2 separate regions of the Homo sapiens genome follow, and region 2 is linked to region 1. Evidence: chromatin contacts called from ENCODE POLR2A ChIA-PET data. All regions are on one chromosome and are shown on one strand. Each heading gives the region's core, a stretch centred on a gene start or an enhancer-like site at or near the end of the contact. The rest is flanking DNA. Distances are from core to core; before and after follow the strand shown. Region 1 holds the start of SLC22A8 (solute carrier family 22 member 8). Region 2 holds the start of MIR194-2HG (MIR194-2 host gene).

Region 1 (3,056 bases), core at 141-2,640:
GTCTTGCTCTGTCACCGAGGCTGGAGTGCAGTGGCACGATCTTGGCTCACTGCAACCTCTGCCTCCTGGGTTCCAGTGATTCTCCTGCCTCAGCTTCCCAAGTAGCTGGGACTATAGGCGCGTGCCACATGCCTGGCTAATTTTTGTATTTTTAGTAGAGATGGGGTTTCACCATATTGGCCAGGCTGGTCTGGAACTCCTGACCTCGTGACCCACCCACCTTGGCCTCCCAGACTGCTGGGATTACAGGCTTGAGCCACCCCGCCCAGACCTCTAGGTGGCTCTTTAAGGGAGAGGCAATATATTAATAGTACAGTGCCCCCATAGGCTTCGTAGAGAATGTTGGTTCTAAGGGAGGGAATAGGCTTAGGGCCACCCTGCCCCTGCCCTGTGCTTCCTGGCTGGGGGATGGTGAGGAGGTCACTTAATCTCCCTTTGCCTCAGTTCCCTAATTATTAATGCTAGACTAGTCACAGGGCTGCCGTGAGGGTTAAAAGAGCCTAATGTTGGTGGCTAGAAGTTGAGGTCTTAGACTGAAGTCTCTGCTGAGGAAAAGACCAGAAGAACAGATAGGCTCTCAGGTGAGACTGGACATTTTGCTTTGTTTTGATTTGTTTTGTTTGGCTTGTCTGTATTTCCCATGTTTTATGCAGGAAACACACATTATTATATAATTAAAATAATATTCAGAGTGAAAATAAAACAGCAGGGACTACATTTGGTCCCCAGGGGGAAGCGGCTGATCAGGAGAGAAGCCTGTCCATTGAGGGTGGGATGGAAGGGGGCAGTTCACCTGTGTCAGAGACACAGACACGGAGGTCCTGGCTGCCCCAGGGGCCCAGGAGATGGCAGCCCTGCGTCCTCAGGGATAGATGAAAGTGACATTTTCTGTCTGGGTGTGCCCTAACACTTCCTGAGAGGCAAATCCCCTTCCCCTACTCGGGAGGTGCCAGGCAGGGGAGGTAGCACACAGGAGAATGCTGCCTGCTTACGGGCACCAGTGCCTTTCCCATTGGTTGTCCTCAGCATCAAGTCCTCTGAACATCAGTTGAGAGGGACCTTGAACCCTCAGAGGTCAGGCCAGATTCCTTCCCAGAATCTCCCCTCGGTGAGCCTGCCAGGGCTGCTCGCGTTGGGCGGATGTACAAAACGGAGGCACGTCTCAGACTTCCCATTTGGGCCCGTGGTGTCCAGCCAGCAGCCCTGCTAGGCTCAGCCACGCTGCCCCACCCCCAGCGGCCCTCGCTGAGGCAGCCCTTTGAGGAGAGCTGGGCTTGGTGGGTCCACAGCACTCTCCCTGCCAGTGACGTTAATCCGCAAAAGAAAGTCAAACATTAGCCCGGGAAACAGCTTATGCCTTATATAAGCCCCCCTGGGGGAGGCACAAACACAGCTTGTTAGAGCTGAGCTGCCCTACTACAGCAGCTGCCGGCCCCTAGGACAGAGCAGGGACCTCAACTACACTGATCACCAGCCCCATCGGATCCAGACCCGGCCACCAGGTGAGGAGGGATGGAGGGCCTCCCCAGCCCAGGCACCTAGGAATCCCAGGGATCTCCCAAGGCCAGGCTCCACTTGCGACTAGCCAAGCCCCTAGTGCCCTCTGAGACCTGCTTCGGGCTCTTACAGATACTCCAGCATGGTGGGCCCAGCCCCAGGGAACTGCCAGAAGCCAGGAGGCTCTGAGCTTGGGGAGGCCTTTCCCAGCAGACAACCTGAACTCTGCTAACCCTGTGTATCTGCCTGGAGCAACTGGGGACATTCACCACCCACCCTCTAATCTGTCCTTTGTAGCCAACATCCAAGGCTGGGCCCCTTGGTCCCTGCTACGTGTCCTGCACTGCTCCATGCATGCAGCATGTGCAACCAGCCTAGCTGAGCACACACATGCTCGTGTCCGCAGGTGCACACGCTCACAACACATACCCGAGCTCACGCAGCTGTGTCCTTATGCTGCAGCCTAAATGAGCACATACCCATAGATACCTTTGTGTCCACACACCTGGACACACACTTCCACCTTTGATCCCACAGCCCTCCGTGCAGCTGGGCTCTTCCTCAGACATCCACACAAGAATCTGCGGCTCCACATGCCTGAGCTTCCACATCTTTACACACTTACACATGCTCTGCTCCACACACCTGTGCTCGCATATCCACCTGGTTCACCCTCCCACATATCGTTCCATAGACCCACGCACTACCAGGCACAAATATACCTCTCCCTGGCCTATGCCCTGCCCACAGCTCTGGCTCGTCTTGCCCCAGTGCCATGACCTTCTCGGAGATCCTGGACCGTGTGGGAAGCATGGGCCATTTCCAGTTCCTGCATGTAGCCATACTGGGCCTCCCGATCCTCAACATGGCCAACCACAACCTGCTGCAGATCTTCACAGCCGCCACCCCTGTCCACCACTGTCGCCCGCCCCACAATGCCTCCACAGGGCCTTGGGTGCTCCCCATGGGCCCAAATGGGAAGCCTGAGAGGTGCCTCCGTTTTGTACATCCGCCCAATGCCAGCCTGCCCAATGACACCCAGAGGGCCATGGAGCCATGCCTGGATGGCTGGGTCTACAACAGCACCAAGGACTCCATTGTGACAGAGGTATGCCTGGGCAAACCCTCTCCCTCCACTTACCCACGTACCCCCATACCCTGCACCGCTGGTGGGCAGCAGAGGAGGCTGGGGTCTGGTGTTCCCAGGAACTGAGGACAGGTCACTGGGCAGGCAAAGAGGAAGGACCTGAGTGCAGAAGCTCATGCACCAAGACCCTTGGCTTCTTCCCACTCAGAGTCCAAGCAGTGCTTCAACAAACTGCTACTGAGGGCCTGTTCTGTGACGGGCACAGAGCTAAGCTCTGGGAATACAAAAATGCACCATGCCTGCTCCCAGGGGGTCTACAGCCCGGTGGAGATAGCACCCATTAAGGAAAACACCACACAAATAAGTGTAAAATTGCAACTTCAAAGTGACCTTGCACTATGACCGACCTCTGGGGTGGGTGTGAGAGTGAGGGCGTGGGGAATGGGTGTTGAAGGAATCCTCCCTACAGAAA
Region 2 (3,056 bases), core at 147-2,646, 1.9 Mb before region 1:
CTGCCCGTTGCCAATCTGCTGTGAGAGGGGGGCCTCCCTGCCTTGGGGCCTTAGCCCTGGCTCTGCACTTTTCCTCCGGGGAGAAAGGACACTGCCCCTCCCCCGACCTGGGCCCACACTGCTGCCTTCTCCCAGGACGGAGGCTTTTGGACCCTCGGACCCCATCCCACTCAGCCAAGTGTCTTTCTGTGTCTGGGGGGAGGAGGGGATGATATCCGTGTGGTTCGATGTATTATTTTTAAGCTCCGTGAGTGCGTGGGTCAGTGTCTGCATGAAGTGGAATAAACTGCCCACCGCCAGCCCCCCTCTCAGATCCTCTGTCCCTGTGAACCCTGGCCTCAGCCTTGACCTTGGCCCCGCCCCAGATCCCACCTCTGCACCCAGCACCTCCCATGTCACCACCAGGGGTCGCCATGCCTCCTGGCCTTGCCCAGCAGATCAGGGCACAGGGGGACCCAGAGGCACCCAGCCCTGCACGCCTTCCCCTGGCTCTGGGCTCTGCCTTGCCCCTCCCAGGAGGCTGCCACTCCAGCCCCACTCCTGATGTGGCAGGAGCTACGTGGGGCTGCCAGGGGAGGGAGGGATGGTCCTTGGAGCCCAGCTGACCCTGCCTGGTTGTCACTTGAGGCCACTCGGGGAAGGCTGAGCCTGAGGCATTCTAGATGTTGCTCTCACCATCCCTAGTGGGGGCTTTTGGGGTGGCCCAGGCCTTGGCCCCTTGGTTTCCACTCTGATCTGGGGTCCCAGCTCCAGCACTTGGAGGGGGGAGGGGTGCTGGAGCAGCGCTGCAGCCGGAATCCCAACCCTCACTGCACAAAGCTTTACACAGGACCAGGGAGCGCCCATTGCCCCCCACACATCTTGTTTCTTGTGAGCTGCTCCCATCGCGCTCCTCCCTGCCCTGCTTCCCAGTGGCGCTGCACAGAGGTGGGTGGGTCCATGGGGAAACCAAGGCTCGGGTTGGGAATCAGGGAACCCTCACCTTGCTAGGTTCCGCAGGCCTCTGGGGTTAGCAAAGGTCCCCCAGCCCTGCTCTGTGGCCCCTTCTGAGTGGGGGAGATCTGGGTACTGGGAACAGAGCAGAAGCTTTGTCCCGAGGGACCCTGGGGTCCTGGCTGCCCACGGACAGCTGGGGCAGCAGGCTGGTAAGAGACCAGGAGGGCGAGGCCCTGGAGGAGACAGGGCTGTGGAGACTCGGTGCTGATGCCACCCGGAGAGGCAGATGGGGCCCAGCCTGATGCTTCCTGGACCCGCCCCACCCTGCCCGGGCACAGTCCAGGGCTTCCTGCCCTTCGAACCGCACTTGTGATCAGTATTGACGGTGGTGGGATAATCATTAACCACCACCAGGGGCTGGGTCAACGGCTCAAAAGGCCCTGGGCCCAGGGTGTCCCCACTTCCTCCTTGTGCCCCGAAGGCCAGCCCGGCACTCAGGTAAGAGGCTTCCTGAGTGGTAGGACCCCTGCCGCCCTCCCTGTCCTAGGAGGCTCCTGAACCCAGGCACCTCTCTGAAGGGTGGCCAATCCTGAGGAAGAAAGGGACCTGGACAGCCATGGGGTGGCCGGGACGAGCCCCTTCCTCTCTGTGCCTTGGTTTCCACTGTGGGATAAGGGGGCCTTAGCATCAGCGCTCAGAGCTGTGGAGCCAGGATTCCTGATCGGGCGCTGTCTCTGCCAGGCCAGGGCACTTGGACACCACGCTGCAGGAGGCTGGTCTCGCCCAGGCCTCTGTGGGAAGGGCCGCCAGGCTGAGTGGAGGGCCAGCCACCAGCTACGGTGTCTTCCTTCGCAGGTCTGTCCCCCCAGGCAGAAGGATTCCAGCCCAGGGATCCCCCATCCCACCCTGACTGCATCCTGAGAAGGGGGGACGCCACTTCGGGAAGGTTGTTGGGGCAGCACAGGCCCTGGGGCCCTGCTCTGTGACCTTGGGCGGCCCCCTCTGTCTCTCTAGGCCTGTATGCACCACTGGCAAAGGGGGCAGGGCCCAAGTCTACTCTAAAAGCTCCCCTTTCTCTCCAGAAGCTTTGGAGTCTCCCAAAATGCCTGCTGGGTCTCTGCAGGACTGGCACCTGTCACCGGAACCTGTCTGGGAGGGACGAGAACACGCTTTGCAAGAGGAAGCTCTGCCTCACAGAGCCCTGGGCTCACTCAGGGACCCTGGCCAGCAGCTGCTTCCTCTCCCCACAGCGGAGAGAGACCCAAGGGTCCCAGGGCGGATGCTTCCCACCAGGCCAGCCCAGCGTGCAGGGTGGCCTCGTAAGTCCTGATTGACATATGGACAGTGGTTCAGAGAGGTTACGCTACTTGCTCAAGGTCACCCAGCTCCCAGGCCCCTGCTGTCTTCCAGGCCACTGAGGTCCTAAGCGTCCTTCCAGGCGAGCCACTGCTCACAGCCTGTTCCTCATGTTCTGCGGCAGGTTTGTGTATCTACATCTTTTCCAGTTCCCTGTCGTCCCCCTTCCTACACCTCGTCATCCACTATCCCTGTTTGTTTTCTCTGTTCCTTTCTAGTTCTCTACCTGCTCCTCTTATTTTTATTTGAGACAGGGTCTTTCTTTGTCACTGAGGCTGGAGTGCAGTGGCACAATCCCAGCTCACTGGAGCCTCGACCTCCCAGGCTCAAGTGATCCCCCGCCTCAGCCTCTTGAGTAGCTGGGACCACAGGCATGCATCACCACACCAGGCTAATTTTTTATTTTTTGTAGAGATGGGGTCTCACTGTGTTGCCCAGGCTGGTCTTGCACTCCTGGGCTCAAGAGATCCTCCCACCTTGGTCTCCCAAAGTGCTGGGATGCCAGGTGTGCACCGCCATCCTCGGCCTTACTCTTCTCTTCCTCTCTCAGCCCCTCTGCCTCACTATCCCTCTTTCTGTGCCCTCCCCCACACAGCCCCCCACACTTCTTCTTAGTCTCATCTTCAGCTTCCCATACGAGGCCATCCTCATGAAATCAGGCACTGGGAGGTCCCTGGGGACTGACAAGTGCCAGCTGTCCCTTGCTGTCTCTCTGCCCCATGGCTGCAGCAGGGAGGGTGGGCAAAGGGCAGAGGTGACAGTGG

The links. ChIA-PET counts read pairs that join two places held with the same protein, here RNA polymerase II (POLR2A).
Region 2: POLR2A ChIA-PET joins it to region 1 with 10 read pairs in H1. The contact joins the promoter of MIR194-2HG here to the promoter of SLC22A8 in region 1. POLR2A ChIA-PET finds 5 or more read pairs at or near these places in 2 of 52 experiments (H1 and PC-9).

Annotation. Positions count from the first base shown.
Region 1 is chr11:63,014,175-63,017,230 of GRCh38, reverse strand. It overlaps SLC22A8 (solute carrier family 22 member 8), which reads left to right and starts at 1,390. Exons shown (of 11, transcript NM_004254.4): 1 at 1,390-1,502; 2 at 2,248-2,605. The coding sequence starts at 2,273. RefSeq lists an enhancer at 1,531-2,385.
Region 2 is chr11:64,891,789-64,894,844 of GRCh38, reverse strand. It overlaps MIR194-2HG (MIR194-2 host gene), which reads left to right and starts at 1,396. Exons shown (of 3, transcript NR_133640.1): 1 at 1,396-1,434; 2 at 2,019-2,255. It overlaps ATG2A (autophagy related 2A), which reads left to right. Exons shown (of 41, transcript NM_015104.3): 41 at 1-299.